Regions from separate parts of the Homo sapiens genome. Here regions 1 and 2 are each linked to region 3. A link is a loop called in an ENCODE intact Hi-C map of the cell type or tissue named here. Cell type or tissue: endothelial cell of umbilical vein. All regions are shown on one strand.

The links. Hi-C counts contacts between places; a loop is a spot of excess contacts. Peaks named below come from ENCODE experiments on the same cell type or tissue, not always from the same donor. Only the 100,000 strongest peaks of a DNase experiment are listed, where the experiment ranks them.
Region 1: a loop joins it to region 3, with 5 times the contacts of the local background. A loop is called at or near these places in 13 of 110 quality-filtered maps.
Region 2: it touches region 3 in a loop (12-fold over the local background); 3 of 110 quality-filtered maps call a loop at or near these places.

Annotation. Positions count from the first base shown.
Region 1 is chr1:66,345,468-66,353,467 of GRCh38, reverse strand. The region is part of intron 8 of PDE4B (phosphodiesterase 4B); the gene reads right to left. Among named protein-coding and RNA genes, the nearest start is that of SGIP1, 180 kb to the left of the region's middle. RefSeq lists enhancers at 1,448-1,497, 1,508-1,597, 3,190-3,239. In endothelial cell of umbilical vein, no CTCF peak of the experiment used is centred here; DNase peaks (open chromatin) are centred at 97, 1,867, 3,207 and 3,977; H3K27ac peaks cover 6,428 bases.
Region 2 is chr1:66,560,877-66,568,876 of GRCh38, reverse strand. The region is part of intron 1 of SGIP1 (SH3GL interacting endocytic adaptor 1); the gene reads right to left. Among named protein-coding and RNA genes, the nearest start is that of SGIP1, 31 kb to the right of the region's middle. In endothelial cell of umbilical vein, no CTCF peak of the experiment used is centred here; DNase peaks (open chromatin) are centred at 4,436 and 5,246; H3K27ac peaks cover 2,996 bases.
Region 3 is chr1:66,262,895-66,270,894 of GRCh38, reverse strand. It overlaps PDE4B (phosphodiesterase 4B), which reads right to left. Exons shown (of 17, transcript NM_002600.4): 7 at 4,808-4,857. Among named protein-coding and RNA genes, the nearest start is that of PDE4B-AS1, 220 kb to the right of the region's middle. In endothelial cell of umbilical vein, no CTCF peak of the experiment used is centred here; DNase peaks (open chromatin) are centred at 3,104, 3,944, 4,974 and 6,854; H3K27ac peaks cover 4,556 bases.

The DNA.
Region 1 (8,000 bases), 83 kb before region 3:
ATGAGCATCCGCATCCAACAATAGCTTTATTTCAAGCATCCAAGCCCGGAGTCATGCCATCGCCTGTGCCTAGGAGACCTGGCTTTTGGAGGTGAAGCCAATGCAAGCCAGTATTTCTGCCTGCTGGCTCACTGCACCAGGCATTGTTCTCAAAGATGTCCAATCATCCTCCTTCTGGGTAACCCTGCTTGCGTATGTGTGTGTGTTTCCCATGATACAATATGTTTGTAACCAGGCATCTCTGAATCAATCATCTCAGCTAGCATATTTTACTTATTGAACCTCTGTGCAATTTTGAATCCCAGGTGAATCACATGAATTCCAAATTATTTCGTTTTAAAGACACAACTGCTCAGTCACAATGGCCTCTCATTTTAAATCCTCAAAAGACAGGCACCTAGGCTGAAGACTCAGAAGCTGAAGAAAACAAGTTTATATGCTCTGACCGATAAGCTGAATTTTGGCAAAGAAGTGAACTTTAATTGGATCATTGTAAAAATATGTTGTAAAAAGCTTAGAGACAGATGATTTCTTCCATAATTTTCTCTGCACTAGACTTAGGCAAATATAACATTCAAACAATTGTCTCATTTTGGCTCCTTTAGTCTCTCTGAAATACTTAGGAATGTTTTAGAGTCAATCAGGTTTGTAGTAGTTCAATAATGCCCTTTTTTCACGTATTTGCCAACCATTTATTGAATACCTAAAATGACCAGGGAAAAGAGTGATGATATAGCAGTGAAAAAAAAACAAAGGAACAAACAAAAACTCTTTTCATGCTTTTAATCAGCTTTCATTCTAGTAGGAATAGATATATTAGGGCATGTTGTTTAACCACAACAGCAAACAGTCTAGAGAGGGTAGGACCAGTTCTTTACTAGCTATATCGGCAACTCTGCTCAGAAGATAGGAGCAGGTAGAAACTGAATCATAAAAGGCTATAAGAGGAAAGATTTCTCTGTTTATTTTCTTTCTATAGTCTTCCATTGCCACAGGACCCTGTTGGGATACATTGTCAATCACTTTCAATATGGAATCAGGGAGGTGGCTCTCAGCTGCAGGGCTGAAAATAAACCAAACTCCTCACCTTTCCCGCATAGTTTACTGAAGGGATCAGTGTACTCATGCAAGTCATTAACAGATGAATATCACCTTCCTCCTTCCCAGGCTTAAACTAATTCTCCTATGAGCCTTTTGCTAAGGGCACAGCAATGCTACCAAAAAACATAGTCATCTTAAGGCAACCATAAAACACACAACATGGCGAAGTATGCAAATGGAGGTCACTTAGTGTCAGAAACTAACCTAGTCCTTTAAATGTTGCTTAGCAACAACTGTTGGTTTTCCTCCTCCATAAGGGAGGGCCCAACCACACTGATGTGAAAGCAATCATTGCTCTCATCAAAAAGCACTTATGAAGGGCCCATTTATGTTGGGCTCTGTACAAACTAAGAAAGGCAGACATGGCCTTCAAGGAGCAGACGGCGGGGGGTGGAAGGGTATCTTTTACATTCTAGTATATGTAGAGTCCAGTTAGTATGACTAGTGTTTAACTGTGTGATGAGACACATTAAGAAATAGAATAGATATGAATTATGTTTGAAGTTAAGCCTGAGGAGACAGTTGAGGAGCTAGGCTTAGTTGGGCTTTCAGCATCTGACTCCCACATGGGAGTGTTTCTGTTGAGCCAGAGGCAGCCACAATGTAGTAGACAAATCTTGACTTTTCATTCTCAGCTCTCACTCTCCTGTGTAGTTACATCACCTCTCATGTGTAAAATGAGAATGATCAACCCTAACATTTCATACTTGTATGATAAATTCTGTGGCTGCCTCCTACAGTTTGGACACATTATTTACCAGCAACCAAGACTTCCCAGAAAACAAAACTCCCTCTACATGACTGAGGAAAACAACTCAAATTGAAAATGCTTCAGACCATAACAAAGGAAGGGAAGCATTTATCATCCCTCAGAGTTTCATAGTGTAAGACTTTTGGAATCTATTTATTAAGTTACACGTTTCATCCAGACTCGAAGGTAAAATAGCTCCTGGGTAAAACTGTGTCCCAAGGAGTTACTGGATTGGAAGGAAATGGGCATTATTTACTTTATTAAATTCAGTAGAGAAATCCACAAACAGGAACACATTATTTTAAAGATAAATGTGTCTCTACCATCTCATGTACACAGATACTATTTTCCCTAAGAATCTGCCTTCACAGGAAAACCCTGTTACAGCCTACCTAGAAATAATGTCCCCAGAGGAAATGGCCAATGCCCCTTTTCAACACAGACAAGCAAAATTTGTGAATAAACTCTAATAAAAAATTCCTCCGATGCCTTCTTAAGCTTATGCCCAACATTAGATTCACATACACTGCTAGAAATTGCTTCTATTTTTTGAAAAGGGAAGAAGGTATATTTTCTAGATATGTGATTTAATATTATTGGCCTAGAATATACCTTTTCTATAAAATTGTCTGATTTTTGGAATAAGTTCCTTTAATAGTGAAAAGTTATTTTAAAAGTAGAGAATAGGTAATAAAAGCTAAAATTCAATTACACTTGATAGGAACATTTTGTTTGATGGCTTCAATTTTTCTTTAGTTTTAACACTGCATACAGAGATTATTTCTTCTGAGCCAGTTTCTTCTGAAGTGATAGGACACTTCTTCACTTTTCTATATTTCTCATGGGAGAATTAGTTTGAGCTTTATGCAAAGATCCGCAGGCAAGATAGGCACTATCTTGGTAATGAGTTCTTAGTTAAACTAATCACATAGGAGGAGTGAACTGGAATGATCGCAGGCTCTTCTCAAATCTAAAATTTGGGGATTTTATGTTTTTGAGAATAAAACAGTCCAGAATAGTGATAACACAGGAAGCTAGTATAAAGCCCATGAAAGAGCTTCTTCTAAGACTAATTTAGGCCTGTTGAGGGTGACCTGAAAATCACTTAGGAGTGACTCCTAAGTGATTAAAACTATTCTTCACCCTATCAAAGACTAGCTAAAGCAGGTACCTTCCTCTCATGGATAACCTCAGGATGAGGTCAGTAGGAGAAAACTGTAAGAACAGAGAATAAAAAGGTGTCAAAGAGAGGAAGGCAGCCCCAGCAGTTAGTTACTCTTGTGGGTGGCCGTCTACGCAGGAGCCCAGCTGTGAGACAGGCGCCTTATTGTGTGGGATCTTCCTGTTTTTGCAGAATGAAACAACTGCCGAAGTCATTAAAGTCACAATGACTTTATTAGGGACTAACTTTTGACTCATGTTTTATACTTTGTTAGTCATAACTTAAAAAGAATTCCCGGGCATCAGGAAAGTGAAGGGGCTGAAAATTCCTCCTGAAGGCACAGAATGCCTTCAGTGCATTCTGTGCCTTCAGTGGTAGAAAGAAGTCGAAACTGCAGTGGTACAGTTTAGTGAGAAATGAAGTAAACAGAGTCTGTCCCTGTCTTAGCTCTGGCCCTAAGCAAATATGTAATCTTGGGTAAGCTGAATTAACTTCTTGGGGCTCAGTTTCTTTAGTGGTAAAATGGCTAGCTTCTAATCTTCCTTTTGACTTTCAGGAATTTTGCATGGGAAGAAATGAAGACCCAAAGAAGTAAAGCAAATCTAAGTTTTAAATGAAAAAGAAATAAACAGAATGAGGGATATAGTGTGCTTGTCTAAAACTCCTTATGAAACTAACAATTTCCACAATTCTTAACATTTCAGATTATTTGACAATGTGCATCTCATCTCTTCCCTCCTTTTTGTGTTTCCCTATAAACTCTACCAATCATTTGAAACTTGATGTCCAGTTTCTTTATTGACAGGTTTGTCTTATTTGAAAAGCAAGTGCAATTGAATTGAGTTGGTAACATGGTCAAAGAAGTAATAATGGACATGCAATTGTCCATTAACGTCTGCTTAATCAGCTAGTGTTCCATAATGGGTCATCTTAGCAAACAAGTTCTGCTGTACTAACATCTGCAGCAAACCTTTGGTGTGCCAGGGAACAAACACAGTGAGATCATTCTCACTGTCCATGTGCCAAATCAGAAAGAAACTCTTCTAAACATGTTAGAATTGAGTGCTTCTTGTCTTAACTGCTCAGCAACGTAGTAATCAATAGGTAAGTATACAACGAAAAACAAGCATGAATATATCTACCATTATTCTGCATCAAAAATTATGATGAAGCAACAATAGAATCAATTCTACTTGCTAGTTAGAGGACAAGTCTCTGCTCAAGTGACATATTAAAAGGCAAAGCAGGGAAAAACCATTAATGCCTTCATACAGAATTGAAAAATATCAAAAGATCAAACAAATTTGAATATAGCTGCTCTATAACTAATCTCCTAAATGAGATTAGGGCTTGAACAGCTCCCCAAATTATTACATATTTCTTCCTATCTATCTAACCCTTTTCTGCTGTCCATTTTTCTCAGAATTTCTGAAAACTTCTCAAGAGATGATATAACACACATTATTGGAACACTAAAAAATTGACGTTTCCTAGACCCAAAGTGATTCCCATAAGAATGTTTATAGCAATTTCTCATGATCCAACATTCTCTCAACTCTGAAAGTTGCTGCAGTGATGTAATCAAATGGACAAAAGATACTGTAACTATTTATACCTAAAGACTGATACATTCACTATGCATTTTAAACTATATATATAATATTTATAAACTATATTATGTTTCCACATATATAAGGTTGCCAGATTTAGCAAATAAAAATTCGGGGCACCTAGTTAAATTTGAATTTCAGATAAAGAAGAATTTTCTTTATCTTTTTTTTTTTTTAACTGTAAGTATGGTCCTGATATTGCATGTGCAAATAGCCTATGAAGAGATTGGATTTCCAGGCCATACACTCATTATATATGTTAAGTTTAGGGGCACTGTATATTTTTAGATAATTTAAACTTTTCAAAATTTTCTTTTTGACAGAGGACTTTTCTTCCAATGAGAAACGTAAGACCTAAAACTGTTCCTGGAGCATCACAATTTCATTTCATATACTTGATCCTTCCCTTTTAATTTGTCTGTTAATAGAGAAAGACAAAAAAAGGAACTTTGAAGATTTGAGATGATGATCTGATAATTAAATTTAGCAGAAACCTTTTTCAACAGATGACAAAAATCATCATAGTAACTGAGAAAAATCAAGGAATCAAGGTACATTATTCAGTCACTCTTTTGTTTTTCCTTTTAAGCCTTTCTACAACTTTTTCTGTACAGGTATAACGGCTAATATTTAACTGAAAGCTTCTAGAGTCAATTCTAAGGCCACAGGGCATTAATATGATTCCAAAGTAGATGACAAAGGTTTATTTTGAAACATTTCGCAGCTAGAAGCTCTACAACTTATAGTATTTTTCAGCAATCAGAACACTTACTGTGGATCAGACCCACAGACCATCCAGTCTAGTGTCCTTTCCTGACTAGTGAAAAATAACACCTATGTTTTAGGACCTTCATATCTGACATGAAAGTAGTTACACAGAACAGGGAAACTACCACTCAAATATTATACTTTCTTTTCATAACCCTTACGTATTGGTCATGATTCTCTTTAAGAAGTTAATTCCATTTTCAGTCTATAGTACCTCTTAGGTTGTTTTAAATCCTGCCTTATTGAAGTTTCTAATATTTTTTGCAGCTACAAAAATCTATCATAGCTTGTTTTTGAGATTATTACTCTACCCCTTAAAAATACCATGTAGAATACATTGTATTTATTATTAATTGTATTGATTTCAGCTAGTGACTTTCATACATCCCTTGAGGTAAAAGACAATGGAATGCTTCAAAACCTGCCTTGGGAATTGCCACTTCTAGATTAGCGATTTCTCAGGGCTGGGACAGCCTATTAATCTGGCAATTTTCAAGATCAACTCTAGGGCCTATCAAAAAAATAAAAGAAAGCTTTGGACTACATAGATCTATCCTTTCCTTCCCTGAAAGCATATATATTATTATCTGTTTTGATATTTCAGTAATCCCTAAGCTAGAGTATGCACCGGCAAATTGAGGAAAATTTGTAACAGGTTGGAGGTTTGCACACATAAACTATTAACTAAAACTATAAAAGATGAAAATAGTTTCATAACATAAAATAGACATAAATTTCATAGACAGCTATTTCTTATGCAATTTTATCCTATTAAAAAAGGTAGTTGGGCTTGTTATGTATTTTGTGTTTTCCATTATTAGCTATCATAATTTAGAAGAGATGGAGAGATGCTTTGAACAACAATGCACCTCAAGATGCATAGGTTTGTTAGGTTCACGGAAGGTTTATAGAGGCAGCTTCTACTGCAAACATGAAGTAGAGGGAGTGCTGGTTGCAGGTTTGCCTTACCAGTGACCTCAGCTAACCCAACGTCATAACAGCATGATATAGGAGCATCTGAGGATTCAACTGAGTCCGGAAATAAAATATGACATAGGAGCATCTGAGAATTCAACTGAGTCTGGAAATAAAATATGTACTGTAACTTAGTCTGAGAAACTTAGCAAGTCATTGAGTCTCTTAGAGACTAGAATTTTCTATCTTTGAAATGGGAAGATTAGGAATAACATATGTGAAGTGGCTGCCAAGGTGTCTGAGACCAAGTGTGTGCTCTTTCTTCCACAGGATTTGTACTTGAAGCTAGGTTTTATCTGTAAATTTCAAAATAATCTGAGCTCATGGTACCTTTCTCACTTTGGCTTTGCTTTTGGGTGGAAGTTTCAGTTGGTTCTTTGATACTTGAACACCTTCTTTTCATTGTTGACAGCAGCATATATAATTAATTACAGAATTCCCATAGCATGCTGCTGCAGGTGTGATGCACTACTATGTCACATAGATTATGTGACACATGAGTTACTCATAGAAGTTCAGACTCTCTGGTTGACATTTAGATTATTCACCAGTCTAAGGAGCGTAAACAAGAATTGCCAGAAAGATAGATGAAGCAAGTCAAATGAAAAGCACCATAACTCAAAATGGTCTTATGCTTAAGTTAAACCGTAAAAAAAGAGTCTATTTGGAGAAATCCAGCTGTTGGTAACTATCCATTCATGCTTCTTTGGTTTAGCCAATTTTCTCAAATTAAGACACTTTACAACTTTTTATCTATTGACTAAAAGCTGTGACTGACCACAGACTACCTGACATGAGGATAACTGCACCAAGTATGCATTTTGCTCAGATTTTCACAGTTAAGATCAATGTGGTAACACATATGAATTAATTGAATATGTGGCTCAGGTGAGAGGAGTGTCACCAATATGCCAGGAATGAAAAACATAACCAAATGATGGCAGATAATTAGGCTGCTATTCTCCAACAGATATGGAGAGTGGCTGAATTACAAACACATGTGCTCATAAATAGGCTCCCCAGAGAGTGTGGAATAGCCATTGCTAGTCTCCAAAGGGCTTAGATTCTTGTCCACAGGATGCAGACTTTTTGAGAGAATAGTAAGCCAAATATTGCAAAACTGAACCAAAAGCCAACCGAACAAACAAAAACCCCAACCAAAACCATGCTTCACATTTCTGCTCACAGGAAGAAAGCACTGGTCCCTGACAACTTTGTTCTTTGTTATCTGACTCTGGATGAAAGAGAAGGGTAGGAATAAGCTTTCCCTTTTTTCAGGGTACTTTGGGGGTCATTGGGAACCAGATGAGGGTTTCTCATGCAACCTAACAATTAGAAAGCTGGAATTAGGCATGGCAGGCCCCTACATGTAGCCATTGCCGCACAACAGGAAACAGGATTCCAGGGTTCTAATGGATTTATCACTAACAAATACTTGGTCTTGGACAAATTAGATTAAGTTTCTGAACCTCATGCAATTGATCAAAAAATATTTATTCTAATGCCTACCATGTGTCTACAGCTAGTGTAACTGCTGGGGCTTCACTAGTGAACATGGTAGACACAATTCATGTCTTCAGTAACTTTACAGTCTAATGAAAGATATCAGTAAAAACCAAGTTCCATGATCAAA
Region 2 (8,000 bases), 300 kb before region 3:
TAAAAAATAGTAAAAGCTCCCTCAATACCTAGTTTATTGAGAGTTATTAACATGAAGGGATGTTGAATTTTATCAAAGGCCTTTTCTGCATCTATTGAGATAATCATGTGGTTTTTGTCATTGGTTCTATTTATGTGATGGATTACATTTATTGATTTGCGTATGTTGAACCAGCCTTGCATCCCAGGGATGAAGCCTGCTTGATCATGGTGGATATCTCAAAATAATAAGAGCTATTTATGACAAACCAATAGCTGATATCATACTAAGTAGGCAAAAGCTGGAAGCATTCCCTTTGAAAACTAGCACAGGACAAGGACGTCCTCTCTCACCACTCCTATTCAACATAGTATTGGAAGTTCAAGCCAGGGCAATCAGGCAAGAGAAAGAAATAAAGGGTATTCACATAGGAAGAAAATAAGTCAAATTGTCTCTGTTTGCAGATGACATGATTCTATGTTTAGAACACCCCATCATCTCAGCCCAAAAACTCCTTAAGCTGGTAAGCAACTTCTCAGGACAAAAAATCAATGTGCAAAAATCACAAGCATTACTATACACCAACAATAGAAAAGCTGAGAGCCAAATCATAAATGAACTCCCATTCACAATGGGCAAAAAGAGAATAAAAACCTAGGAATACAGGTAACAAGGGACATGAAGGACCTCTTCAGGGAGAACTACAAACCACTGCTCAAGGAAATAAGAGAGGACACAAACAAATGGAAAAACATTCCATGCTCATGGATAGGAAGAATCAATATTGTGAAAATGGCCATACTACCCAAAGTAATTAATACATTCAATGCAATTCCCACCAAACTACCATTGACATTCTTCACAGAATCAGAAAAAACTACTTTAAATTCCATATGGAACCAAAAAAGAGCTCATATAGCCAAGACAATCCTAAGCAAAAAGAACAAAGCTGGAGGCATCATGCTACCTGACTTCAAACTATACTACAAGGCTACAGTAACCAAAACAGCATGGTACTGGTACCAAAGCAGACATGTAGACCAAGTGAACAGAACAGAGACCGCAGAAATAACACCACACATCTAAAGCCATCTGATCTTCGACAAATGTGACAAAAACAAGCAATGGGGAAAGGATTCCCTATTTAATAAATGGTGTTGGGAAAACTGGCTAGCCATATGCAGAAAACTGAAACCAGACCCCTTCCTTACACCTTATACAAAAATTAACTCAAGATGGATTAAAAACTTAAATGTAAAACCTAAAACCATAAAAACCCTAGAAGAAAACCTAGGCAATACTATTCAGAACATAGGCATAGGCAAAGATTTCATGATGAAAATGCCAAAAGCCATTGCAACAAAAATGAAAATTGACAAATAGGATCTAATTAAACTAAAGATCTTCTGCACAGCAAAAGAAACTATCATCAGAGTGATCAGGCAACATACAGAATGGGAGAGCATTTTTGCAATCTACCCATCTGACAAAGGTCTAATATTCAGAATCTATAAGGAACTTAAACAAATTTACAAGAAAAAAACAACCCCATCAAAAAGTGGGCAAAGGATATGAACAGACACTTTTCAAAAGAAGACATTTATGCAGCCAACAAACATATGAAAAAGAGCTCATCATCACTGGTCATTAGAGAAATGAAATCAAAACCACAATGAGATACCATCTCACACCAGTCAGAATGGTGATTATTAAAATGTCAAGAAACAATAGATGCTGGAGAGGCTGTGGAGAAATAGGAACATGGAACCAACTGAAATGCTCATCAATGATAGACTGGATAAAGAAAATGTGGTATGTATACACCATGTTATACTATGCAACCATGAAAAAGAATGAGCTCATGTCCTTTGCAGGGACATGGATGAAGCTGGGAGCCATCATCCTCAGCAAACTAACACAGGAACAGAAAACAAAACACTGCATGTTCACACTCATAAGTGAAAGTTGAATGATGAGAACACATGGACACAGGGAGGGGAACATCACACACCGGACCCTGTTAGGGGGTGGGGGGCAAGGGGAGGGAGAGCATTAGTACAAATACCTAATGCATGTGGGGCTTAAAACCTAGATGACGGGTTGATGGGTGCAGCAAATCACCATGGCACATGTATACCTATGTAACAAAACTGCACTTTCTGCACGTGTATGCCAGAACTTAAGGTAGAATAAATAAATAAAAAAGAGTAAATGCATCTGAGGAAGGCAAAAACAATAAAACATTCTATGTTTTATACTATATTTTCATAGCTATCATGTTTTCATTATTATCCCCACATGACAGATGAAAAACTAGACCCATCGAGTGGTATGGTTAGGACTGCAATTCAGGTCAACACACTCTTAAATGGTGCTATTCCACTGGACTAGATTCTGCTGCATACGAGGATTAATATTCATTACTCAAAAAGTGATAGAAAGAACTCATCCCACAGAAAAAGTGCATTCTTTTCTTGATGGAAAAAATAAAAGGTTTTGGAGGCAAATATATAAAAGTTACCTTTTCCAAATTATTAGTTGTTATTAGTCTCTGAAACAAAAATGATGGATGGAATAAGAATCAGTGCCTAAGAAAGTTGATGGCCCCTAGGGATCACTCTTGCTCATTATTCACATCGATCTTTAAAAGATCTTATAATGCAAATAGCAAATAAACTGACAGACTGTGTTGAGGTGGGTTGTTTACCGCTAGGGAAACCACCCTGGTGTTCCTCTAAAAACAGGATTTACAGTTTCTGGTTGTTCCAACATATTCTAGCGGAATGGTTAATTTCTCCCAATAAAAGTAAGACATTAAGTGAATATATCTTTCATTCAGTGTAATGGCTAGTTTGGGTTGAATCTAACTGAAGCCGTAAGGACCTAAAATATTTTACTTGAAATAAAATTTACTATTACATGGGCTGGCAAATGAGAATGAGATGACTGCTTACAATTTACACTACACTTGATTTCAGTATTTCCTGCTTTCTACTTTCTTCTAGAAATATAACATAGTAGCATTAATAATGTTTTTCTTGAAAACCTACACTTTATATTCTACAAGAGCGAAGGCAATTCTTAGTGTACTCACCACCCAGTGCCAACACAGAGTCTAGCACAGGGAGGTGAACAAAAGTGTGTTGAATAAATGTGTAAGCAAATGATTTATTTAACTTAGAGGAGCGAGAGTCTTCTAGCTTTTGGATTCCACCGTGACCAGCTTTTTCTGGAAATCTAAGCCCAAATTTCAGAAAGTCTTTTCCAATACAACCTCCAATTTTAGAAATCTCTCTCTCTTCAGAGGTACTTTCTGCTCATACCTCTCTCACTTGGAATTTTTTTACTGCCTCATCGTTTTCATGTATAGCTCTATTGTCCCCAATTAATCTGTAAGTTTCTTGATGCCAGAAACCTTGGTTTATCCTTTTTATGCCCCTTACCCCTTAATACAACTCTAACATAATTAAGTTTGAATTTCTACTCATTTCTGATAATGATGACAGTTTTTGTAAAGACATCCCAAGAGTAACATGGTAAGATGTTTCAAACATAAAATAAATGAAAATCAGGCCATCAAAAATAAGAGCCCATATAAATGAAAGAAAAGGGATAAATTATTTCAGAATTAGTTAGAGTATTATACCTGGGCAATAAATTTGGTTACAAGTTTTCTAGCACTAAACTGAAAAGGGAGACACCCAAATTACATGTCAGATGACAATGCATTAGCAGAAACGTTTTTCCCCAGACATGGAACTCAAGTAGAAATTTACTGGGGGAATCACTGTAGCACAAAGCAAACTGGCAGTGGAGTCAGGGGGTCCTGGTTTTACATCTACTGTCTGCCCCCTTCCAGATTGTATGACTTCGGGCCAGGCACTTAAGCTCTCCAGACCTCAGTTTTTCTTCATTTGGAAAATGAGGACTGATCATTATAAGCCCCACAGGGTTATTGTAAGAAGTGTTACTATTACGCTAGTTACATAACAAAAATACTCACTAGTACTATTGCAAGCTTACTGTACCCCAGACATGAAGTTGAGGACTCTAGGTGTAAAATCTCATTTCCCTGTAAATTCCTCCTTGGGAAGGAGGGGACTGAAGTAACTACCCTAAAAGCCCACAGATAGTAGATTGTGTGATTCTTGGTGACCACTAGATCAAAGTTAGTTTCTTTACCTTTGTGTGGACTGGTGAACACCTCCTACCATTACATTTTTACAAAAAGAATAACTGATGCAGCATGATTTCCTGCTTGTATTGTCTGCTCACGACTGCAGGGCATCTTTGGGCTGTATGTGGACCAGTGTAAAGAGGAAATGGCAGATGACACAGACATCCTAACTATCTCAAGAATCACATGAAATATATGTATTTCCACGCCTGCTTTGCTTGTGTACATTTGTTTATATTGGTCAGGTCAAACCACAGCTTCCTCTGACTCAATGTCACTGAATTTTCCCTGGTTACTGGATACAGTAACATATTGCCTAACTTCATCCGGTCACTCTCTGCTTCCAAGGAGATCTTAGTTCCAGATGAGGCATAAGTCATGACAGCATTTTACCATGTTAGTGAATTATAGAAGAGTCAATGGACTGAGCCTGAGGAGACCTGAGTTCAAGTCCAGGTATGCCACTCCTTAGCCATGGGACATAGGGAAGGTCATTCTGAAATCACCATTGATAGAGTGAGTCAGCTGAACTAGTTTAGTCGTTTCCAAATTGCTTCTTTAGAGATCTGTCTCAGAGACTATTACAGCAGGGTAAGGGGAAGATTAAGATGTTTTCAACTCCTAACTTCAATCTAAGCCGCTCCAATTTTATCAGTTTTTGTTTATTGAATGTTGACTTTAATTTGGTTTAAGAAAGGGCTTCTGACCTGTTGAACTATATGATTGCTTACAGTCTGGGTTTAACAATCTCTGGACACACATCTATTCATGGCAGGACTGGCTGCCCTAGATAGGACCTCTGCGTTACAATTTGCCCCTAACAGTAAGGGATAGTAGCTTTCTAAGAGTTAAGGAAGAGACATTCATCTTTCTCTTTGCTAGCTTCTGAAAATAAGTCAAGTATTTCAAATGATATTCTTTCTCTTCAACTACCACAGGAAGACATTGGTTAGAAGGGAGATCAGATGAACTGGGAAATTATTTACTGCTTCCAGCAAATTACTTGGGTGGAGGGGGGTGGGGGAACAAACTCTTTCTCCCCTTTAGCACTGCTGGGAGGAAGTAAACAAAACATTCCATCCGATGTGATTCAGAATTTCCCAGCTGCTAAGCCAATCAGCCTGCTGGAGAACTCTAAATCACTAGCACTTTCCCAAAACATCATCAAAGCACAGTCTTCCCTTGTGAAGAGATAGGAGCCGAGTGGATGGAGAGCCAGGGTCACAGTCAGGAGATCTGGTAGTTGTCTTTCTTCCCCTTCACCTTGGTGGAATCGGGCAAGTCACTCTCTTCTCTTGTCTTGGTGACCAAATCTGTTAAAGGAAGGCTCTGGACTAGATTTGTGTCTTGAAAGTTTCTTCTTGCTGCAACATGGCATGTTCCTCCAAATAACCCGGGAGTCAGACAGAGGGACAGCTCCAAATCCTCTGGCCTTATGTAACACTTTGCAGTATTAAAGTAGAAGTACCTCCCGTGCCGGCCCTGAGACACACTGACCCTCCCCTATTATCCCAAGGTTTACTGGGTGGGTTGTATCCCTCTTAGGCATCTCTTGTTCAGATTGTGTATTTATACCAAATTCTTGATGTTGTGGTTTTCCTCTTGTAGCTGATTTTTTTTTCTCTTTCTACTTCATACTAATGTTTCCAATAATTCAGGGCAATGCTCTTGCCTCCCTGTTTTTTTCTTCAATTTCTTATAAATACCACATGCAAGAGAGTGTGAGTAATAGATTTTAACAACAGCAACAATAAATATGGAATAACAAAGGATTACATTACAGCAAGGCAGATAACATTTTAAACATTTCTATTCTTAAAAATCACAGGCCATTATTATCACAGAGAACCTTTCACCTGCCAAATTGCCTGGCCCCTCTGTGCATCACCTTGTTCCAGAACCTTGCTCATGCTCCTCCTTCCCGTGTCCCCTCCTGGGCAATTCCTAAATACTTAAAATTTTCCAACTTCCTTTTGTAGAGCAATTCAATTTTTTCTTTCCCCTTGATTTTCCTTGGCTCTGCCCAGGGGCAAGTTTTCCACATCTAAGAAGGCCCAAAGTATTTTTGCTAAAGAAAAAAACCAAAACAAATAAACAAATTGAGCAAGAAGTTTCGGTCCTAAGCATATTCTGCCGCTGGTGGTAAAATACTTTGCCACCCCTCCTTGGTGAATGGAGGGAACCTACCCACTAGTCCTCTTTGTCTTTTCTCAGCTTCGTGCTTCCACTGCAGTCTCTATCCCAGTCTTTATTGTTCATATACTCCCTCTTTTGCATTCCCCAGAATTCTTCCCTGCTATTGTTTCAATCCCTTCTAAAATTCTATCAGATAGAGAATTTCCCCCCTTTGCAGAGAAGAATTTTATCTCCCTGAAACCCTCATCTAGCAAATATTCTTCTTTTAAAATTTCCTCTAATATCTATTGCATTTGGAAAAATGAAATGAAAAATTAAAACTAGCTGTTGTGCAGAGTCTAGATTAGAAGTTGCCGCTCTCCAAAATTGCAAAGGAAGGGACCATGTCTACCCTGTCTGTCATATACTCTGGCACTCTGCTGGGTACTTAGCACATAGGAGGTGCTCACTAATATATGTCAGTGAATGAAAGCCAGATTTTTTTTTTTTGGCTAAAAGAAACTCCCACACCTATTTAAACTGATACAGAAGAAATCTTCGATTTGGGAAGTCAGGAGCTGTTAGATGTATGACTACTGCTATCTGTGACTCAAGATTTTATCAGGAATGGGCAACCAAAAGCAAAATGATGAAAACGGGAAGCAAAATTTAATCCTGGTGTATTTTAACTGGTCTTGTTTGTGGACTTTATTGTAACTTTTCTATAACGCTGAATGTAGAAATGAGTACTAATAAAACATATATCTGTTTCAGACATTGGCCTCCCCTTTTAATATTCCATTTGAATAAAAGGCCTCTGCTATCTAAAGCAGTAACAATGTCAGTTGAAGACTATGACATCGTAGTACTTGAGGGGCAAGAGAGTCCGACAGGTGGGACCGAGTGTCTTCCTCATTTGTGCCATGAATGTAGTATTTTACTTTGCACCCTACCAGAAGCACCATGTTTTAGCAAGCTTCTATAAAGCAGGTACTTCTCGTGAGACAATTAATGCCTTAATTCTGTTCAGTTCAATATGAGAGTGCTCTGTAGACTCTAATTTCGATTGAATACTTATTAGTACCCTTTTAAACATATCTCTTCATTTTCTCAAGTTCTGCTATGTTCTATGGATCACAATCTCTGACTTCCCACACATTTTCTGATATAGAGTAGATTTTTTACCATGCTTATTGACCAAACTGAGGGAAGGGAACAAGGGGTAGTGGAAAGATTGTGAACAAGTCATTTAACACCTTAGTCTATGTATGCCCATATCAAAAGTAGCATAAAGTTAAGCATGTGAGAGTCTACTTGACTGAGTTCCAGTCTCAATAATGCCACTACCAAACAAAGTGAATGTCACTGAGCAATTTAATTGATCTTTCTGTCCTTCAGTTTTGTCATCTGTAAAAGGAGAAAAATTATATTTCTGTGACTTGTTTTGAGGCTTCAATGAGACAATGCCTGTTGGGTAGCCAGAACAGTGTCTGGCACATAGTAGGTGCTCAATTAATGTTAGTTATTATGAGTTAATAATAGCTGCAATATTATCTAATCTTTCAGGGTTGTTTGGGGGACTAGAGAAAATATGTGTAAATACAGGTGCTACTTCATGGAAGAAGGCATATAAAAATATAAATGTGTTAACACTTACAACGGGCTTACTCTATGCTAAGTGCACTTTTCTTTATATGCACGCTTAACATTCACAAAGGCCAAGAGAGGT
Region 3 (8,000 bases):
ATTATTCCATTAATTCAGCACACAGAATTCAGAATAAGGAAGAAAACATAGTTTGATATTTCTGACTTTTTCTTTTTCCATTCTTTTTTATCTCTTTTCTTTCCTTTTTCTTTTTTCTTATAATTCCCTCTAATCTTTCCTTTATCATGACTGGTCAGAGCCTTTGGTCACAAGATTGATTTTATTCCTATTTGTCCGTAAGTGTTGTAATCCTGCCTGACAGTTCTTGCTTAATGTAGAAACCAAGCAAAGGTTCTGCTTGTGCTGGGCCTCATTTCCAGTCATCTGATGCAGCACTGCTCTCAGGCTATTGCTGTGGTTCTCAGAGAGCCCTTTACCCATGCACATATAGACCCTGTCTCATCACAGGTCCTGAAAGTTCTGGCAAAGAATGAGAACGGAATCAATGTCATGACTTTCTGAATTCCTTAAAATCGAAGATAACTCACTGACCCTCTTGTCCACTACTTGAAGAGACCCTGCATCTGGTACACCCACATGAACCTCCGGAGGGATAGTCATAATCAAGTAAAGCTATGGGCAGAACCTGTATGGAGAAATAGGTTTCCAAGGAGAAAGCCTCTTCTTCTGTTTTATCAGTTGGTAAAAAGCCAATTCCTCCCCAGAATGGCCTAGACACATATTAAAAGAAATGTCTCATACGATTTCTCTGAACACAGTCTTTTCTTGAAATGCATTCTAATTGACTGGTGTTGAAAATCACCATAAATCAAGGCTATGGATATCCAGGCTTTGATATCATTAGTATCTGCAGCAATCTGGCTTGAAGTCCTCAAAGTGATTCCCTAGTCATCTTGGTGCTATGGTTTGCTGTCATTTCCAGTGACCCATAGACTTCTGTGGTGTTTTTCATAACATCTGATCTGTTACCAGTGGTAATGTTCCTGCTCAGTAAATTTACTGATAAATTTTAGAAAAAGAAATTTAGTAGAGAGCACCCCACCTTATGTATCAAATTGGCTGCTAAAATATTGTATACATGATACATATTATTTTACATCAAGTCACATTTACATGACTCGGATGTGCTAGCCATTAAAAGGATGCTTCTCCAATCCTTCTATAAAGCAAAAAAATCATTTTGTAAAGACAGCGAACACTTGATAATTTATCTTTTCAGTAAATTCTTACTGTCATGACATATGTGTGATTACTATTGAAGAGCAAAGGATAGGATGGAATGGAAAAAAGGCGACAATTATCACACACACATGTGTATGCATGCACCCCATTTTCCTGTTGCAAATAGTTTTGGGACCTGAAATCCTGAGAATTACTTCAATTTTCTGTTGTGAATATGTACAGGTGACAGAATTCGAGTTCCTGCCTTATTTTGGAGTTTTCTTTCTTTTTCTATTTTTTCCTTTCTGTTTCAATCCTTGAGCACCATGTAGGGAGAGCCTGGAATTTATGCTTGTGAAAGGCAAAATGTGAAACAAATTCAGATGCTCATTAAACTACAACATTGGCATTTTCGACACCCCTAGGAGGATTTACTGCGTCTTTCTCCTCAACCTGGGAGCATATGGCTTCCTCGTTGTTCTTTCTGGGCTTGAAATTCTCCATTGCTCTACTCTGGCTTTCTTATTCAAAGTGCTAAATGCCAACTTCTTAGATTTCACTCTTTTTGTTCAAAACCTATACGAACACACTAACATATATAAGCAGTTATAGAGTGTGCTTCAAACCTCTATTAACTTCAGTGCAATAACTAATTGTTAACAGTGAAAAAACACAATTTGAATAATTTTCATAGCAATAGAGATAAAAATATTGGCTCATTATTAAAAGTTTATTTTATATGTATTTTACTTCACATAAAGTCCCCAAATTTTATGTAGTTTTCCCGGTCAATTCAACACTTACTGTGTTCTTACTATGTGAAAATAACTATGCGAAAGCACCATGAGTAATAAAAAGATAGATAAGGCACAGTCCCTGTCTTCAAGAGCTTTATCTCCAATGGGAGAGACACACAAGAAGCCTTGAATTAAAGTATATCAGAGAATTAAATTGTTGCCATAGCACAAAAAAGGAGCAATTATGCCAACTTAAAAAAAAATAAGATGTCTTTGCAAAGTAAGGACATTTGCATTGAGCCATGAGAGCTGATAAGAACCTTGGCTGGATAGTGAGAAGAAGGGTATTTCTGGTATTTCTTTCTTTATTTTCTTTTTCTTTCTTTTTTTTTTTTTTTTTTTTTTTTGAGATGGAGTCTTGCTCTGTCACCTGGGCTTGAGTTCAGTGGTGCGATCTCGGCTCACTGCAACCTCCGCCTCCCAGGTTCAAGAGATTCTCCTGCCTCAGCCTCCCGAGTAGCTGGGACAACAGGCACGTGCCACCACACCCAGCTAATTTTTGTAGTTTTAGTAGAGATGGGGTTTCACCATATTGGTCAGGCTGGTCTTGAACTCCTGACCTCGTGATCCGTCCGCTTTGGCCTCCCAAAGTGTTGGGATTACAGGCATGAGCCACCATGCCTGGCCGAAGAGGGGTATTTCAAATGGAGAGCTTTCCTTTGATGTATCCATTTAATATTTCAGTTAATAATCAATTTGTAAAAGTAAATGTACCAATTTACCATGGTTTCTGACAATTAGCTTTTAAAATAAATTGCATTTTTTCTCATTTATATGTTCAAAATAATAAAGCATTTTAAGATTTGGTATTTCTCTCTCTCTCTCTGAATTGCTCCAATACAAGAATACAGTTATCTAAGTCAGGCTTTCTGAGCAAACTAGGTTGTTGCTAAATCTGTTTAAATTGATGTAGATTTCTTGTACCTTTTATCTTAGATTTCAATTGAAATACATGAATTCAACTTCAGTACTGAGAAATAAAAACCTGATCTTACTATCATGAAAAATCATATTTTGAAGCAGCACTCCAGTTCTCAATTCTGTTTGCTCTGAGCCAGTTATTTTTCATTCCCCTTTAAAGTTTCTATTTAAACACACCTCTTTGTCATATGCTGATAAATATTAAAATAACAGGAAAAATCTGCCTGACTTATTTAAGCTGATAATAAGAACAAAACAAGGGATGTGTGTCTCCTCCTTCCTTTTCTAACCGTGGCTAAACGTTAAGGAGATTTTGAAACCCGTAATTACGTAGTAATTGGTATCACTACATTCTCTTCCCAGTGAAAAGCCAAGATTTTTGTAGTTTGCCACAGAGACAGAAGGAAACAAATTGCCTGAGTGGTACTGTCATTTCTTTGCTCCATTGTTTGAGAAGACTTTATCAAAAGAATCCCTAGTTGTCAAGCTGTAGTTGCTGTGCCAATAATCACAAAAGGATCTTTCCAACCACATCTTTGGTTAATGAGCTAATTTATAGAACCATAAATTGTACATATTCTCCTAATGTTTGTCAGTATTTATTACAAGAAAAAGAAAACATAGTCTAAATAATCAAATTGATGTAAATTTGGCTAACAGAAATGTGAGCAACATTGCCTCACTGGTAGGCCAATATGATGAAATGATTGGAGTTTCAAAACTACCTCCTTCGATCTCCAAGTATGTAACACGAGTTATATGTTAAAACATCCTATTTTGTTTCTTTTTATAAAAGTTCTAAAAGAAATAGTACATGCAGCACACCAGGTTTTTGAAGTCCATAGAGTACTGTTTACTTCTTTATATTTCATATTACGAGGCTCTAGAGTAAACTCACCTTTACTTAGTATCTTTCTTTCACTTTTTTTTCTCGTTCTCAATCTTTCTTTTATAAAAATATTTTAAAAAGCATGCACCACAAATACTTCAGAAGCCAATGAGCCAATAGAATCTGCTGCTTTTGTTCCCTTCTTTTAGAAGCTAAGCTTTTGTAATACTTCCGTTATACTTATGATCAGGATACCAGAAAGAAAACACAACAACCAAGAGAGAAAGATTTTAAGTATGAAGCGCTGCTGGAAATAGAAAAGCATGTGAGGCATCGTTAGGTGTCAGGCATTAGGTGATCTCAGTGTGAGTTCATCTTAATTGTTTCTCCTGTGGTTTTTCTCAAATCTACTGCTACATTAGTAGGGAACAGATTTAGGAGAAAACATTATTTGGACTTTAACAAATATCATAGAACTGGTTGCATTTTGTGTGAAGAAGAATTTCAGTTCCAACAGAACTCCATGGTGTTCCTTCAAGGTGGCCCTTCCTCTCTGCAGCTCTCAACACACCAAGAAAAGTGGATGCACTGTCCTGAAAGATGAGAGGTTAGGTTCTTAAAAAACAAAAAACAAAACAAAACAAAACACCGTTGAGGAACAAAGTTGGATGCCCTCCAAAAGAAATGATTCGTGACCTGGAAAGAGCCTTTGGTTTCACACCTGGAAAGGATGTAGATTCAAGTGGAATCTATAGTTGACATTAAGAGGGAAACCACTAACATATCCGCAGGGGCCCTCAGGCGAACGTGGAGCACCTTAGGTCTTCGATGTTAGCTCTCCTGGAGTTTATTGGGGCCAGCAAGCTGAGGTCAAGCTGCACTGTCAATACAACTCTGTCTCCTGCTCCTCTTTGGGGAAGAGGCAGCATTACCCCATGTTTATCATATTCTGAAAGCCTGCACATACAATGGGCAAATTATTTAGTACTGCTTTTAATGTGGTTTTAATAGAGTGAAGTAATGCTCCAGTGTACCTTAGAAAAAAGTCACCAAGAGACATACTTTTGAGAGCCACAATATGCAAACAACACTATTGTTCTAAAAAACAGTTCTGAATAAGAGGCATGTTTATTATTCTATCTTGAAACATCTAGATAGACCTTATGACATGGCCTACCTTGTGGGTTGACTCTGGAGACAGGAGGCTGACTAGCAGCTGGGGACCTCCTGTGGAGACAGAGAAAAGAAGGACTGAGTCTGTGTATCAAAACTGCCCATTCCACCCCCGACACCCCACCCTCATGGTTACTGAGGACTTTTCCAGGTCATAATGAACTATGTAGTGACATAATGCCATCTCCGGAAGGCAAGCTCCTGTAACCCGGGTAGATGACTGCAATTCTCTCACATCCAGATGGCCTGGAATTTCCCTCTGCAAGTCCTCAGGATGCTCAGACTCTCCAGGAAGGAAGTTGTTTACTCCAGGTCCCAAACCAGCCCCCTGTTTTAAGTTTTGCTGTTCCAAGAAGCCCTGAGAAAAAGAGTCACTTGCTCAGGCATCACTCGAAATGCCAGAGTGAATCTCAATTCCTTTGGGCAGTGCTGTAAAAAGTTATAGCCAGAGGAACCCTTGGCGATCAATCACTTCAGGCCCCTAATTTTTGTACCTCAGGAGACAGAGACCTAGAGAGGTGAAGTCACTTGCCAAGGTCACACAACCACTGGGAACAGTCATCCAGCTTGCTTTACTTAGGGAACAGAATTTTCATGGAGGAACTGGGACGTCATTCTACATCATAACAAGCCTGCTGATGTCAGGGGTTAAATGAAACAAGCAAACCCATGTTCCCATAGTACTGGGGCTCCTCCTTTTTTCTTGTTTCTTTTCCTTTCTCTGCCCCTAACCTTTCAATTTCACTGCTCTTACCCTTCTTCTCATGTTTTGCAGAACTTCTACCAGACTCTCCTGTTTCCTGATGCACTGCTGGAAAACTTCTCAGGAATACTATTGAGCGGGGCTCTCAAATTTTAGGGTGCATCAGAATCACCTGGAAGTCTTATTCAGACACACTGCTGGGCCCTACCCCCAGAGTTGCTGATTCAGTAGGCCTGGGATGGGCTTAAAAGTTTGCCCTTATAAAAAGTTCCCAAGTGGTGCTGATGCTGCTGGTCTGAGGACCACATTTTCAGAAACACTGGCATTAAGGATTCTCTGCTCCACTAAGGAGTAACAGGACATTTGCAATGAGCAAGAGAGTGAGACTCTAGTCCAGTGGTTCTCAAACATGGATACGCAGCCGACTCATCTGGGGAGCTATTAAATTTCTTTTTCCAACCCTGAAGAGTCTATTTCAGTATATCCGAGATGAGGCCTGGGAATCTGTAGTTTTCACTTCTTTTTGCATTCTCTTGCACAGGCAAGCGTGAGAACGAAGCCAAATTCTAAATGACAAAGAACAGCCTGCATCGTTGTTGCTAAAGAAGAGTCTTCCTACTGGTGTGGCCACAGAATTAATTCCCTAGGTTTTTCTACTGCTCTGAATTAATCTCTGGTCCTTTAGGGACAATCTAGCTTGTAGGTACCCATACCTAGTAGCCGTAGTCTATAGACAGGGTCCACATCTACCATTAATTTACTAGCTGGGTGATCTTAGGCAGGGTACTTTTAAACTCTCAGTGGTATGAAATTTTCACATGTGACAAGAGAAGGGAAATTATCATATAGTGATTGCTTTTCTCTGCTAGGCTGTGCTAGGTATTTCTTAGCTTCCACTGGGAGTATTATCACCCCATTTTAAGGATAAGAAAACTGAAGCTCAGAGAGTTTAAGAAACATACTGACACATGATTTATAATTGGCACAGCCAGAATTCAAAGCTAAGTCTTTCTGAACCCAAAGTGCATGCTCTTTCCACTATACTATATGCTGATAACACCTGCACTAATACTGAGGGCTGTTTTTCAGGAAAATTAAGAGATTAAATTCCAAAATCCTTAGCCTGGCATTCAAAGTCTTTGCTCTCTAGCCCCAACATCCTTTTCCCAGCTTATCTCTCATAATTCCTCATTGCCTGACATTTCATCTCAGACCACTGACTGGCTCTGTGCTCTCATGCATCCTGTACTTCTCTTTTGTAGCACTTTAAAATTATAGCTTAAATAGGCTCTGTCTAGTTAGTGTTCAATACATAGTTCCTTTGATTAAATGTAAACATTATGTGAGCAGGGAACAACTTGTTTACCGCTTGATCCCTGGCACCCAGGATGGTCCTTCATATGACAAGCATTCAGTAAATACTTATTGAATAGAAGAGTGAATGAATGAGGGACAGAGCTGACTCACACTTGCCAAGGCCAAACTTGAACACTTCTTTTTCCTTGAATATGTGCTGCCCCTTTCCTGCCATTATTCAGGCCATTCATTCCCCTGTCAAGGAAGCTGTCTCCACACCAAACAATCTACCCATCAAAGGTTAAGTTAAGGTTAACTTAAGGTTAAGTTACCCATCAAACCTTCTCCAAAGGATGCCATCCTCTTAGCCAAGAATGGTCTCTTTAATCTCTCATGGTGCTTTATTTGTACCTTTAGGGTCATTTCTTCATGTTACAGTCCATATTGGCACATATTATCTCCACTGGTAATCTGTGACCTGTTGATGGCAGGATCCAGTTCTGATCTCTTTGCTTACATACTCTTCAGGTCCCGCCATATTGCCTGGCAAATAGTAGGAACTCCAAAATGTTAATAGAATGTAGATTGAATAACCCACTGATGTGAAAGTGATTTGAGAACCAAATACTCTATATGAATATTTTATCTGGTTTCCTTTTCACATACAGTCTTGGTTCTATATGCCACTTGCTGTTCCTCGAACACAGCACTCTCTTTTGTTGCTGTGCCTTTGCACACATTTTGCTCAGTTGGATACTTTTCTTCTCTTTATGTGGCTAGCTCTTTCATATGTCCTAGGACTCTGCTCAGGCATCACCTCCTCAGAGGAGCCTTCCCTCTGTGAGTGGCCCTCACCTGTGTTCTGTAGTTTCCTGTGCTTACTGAACCACTGCATTGCTCATTCTATATTGTATTTCCCATTTTCCTGTCTTTCTCTTCAACTCATCTATGAGAAATTTAAGCAATGATTGAACATTGTGCACCACTGTAACACAGGGATCTGGCATAATATTTGCTATGATGGAGGTACTCAACACATACGCACTGGATTAATAATGCATTTTAATAATTTTATCTTACACCTTTTCCTGAGTTCCAAAGAAGACTTTTGTGAAAGAAGAAACTGAACTAGGAGACCCCAAATGTCAGAAATCTCTACTTTCTTTATAGCGTGTCAAATCACAGTGCCTAATTCTCT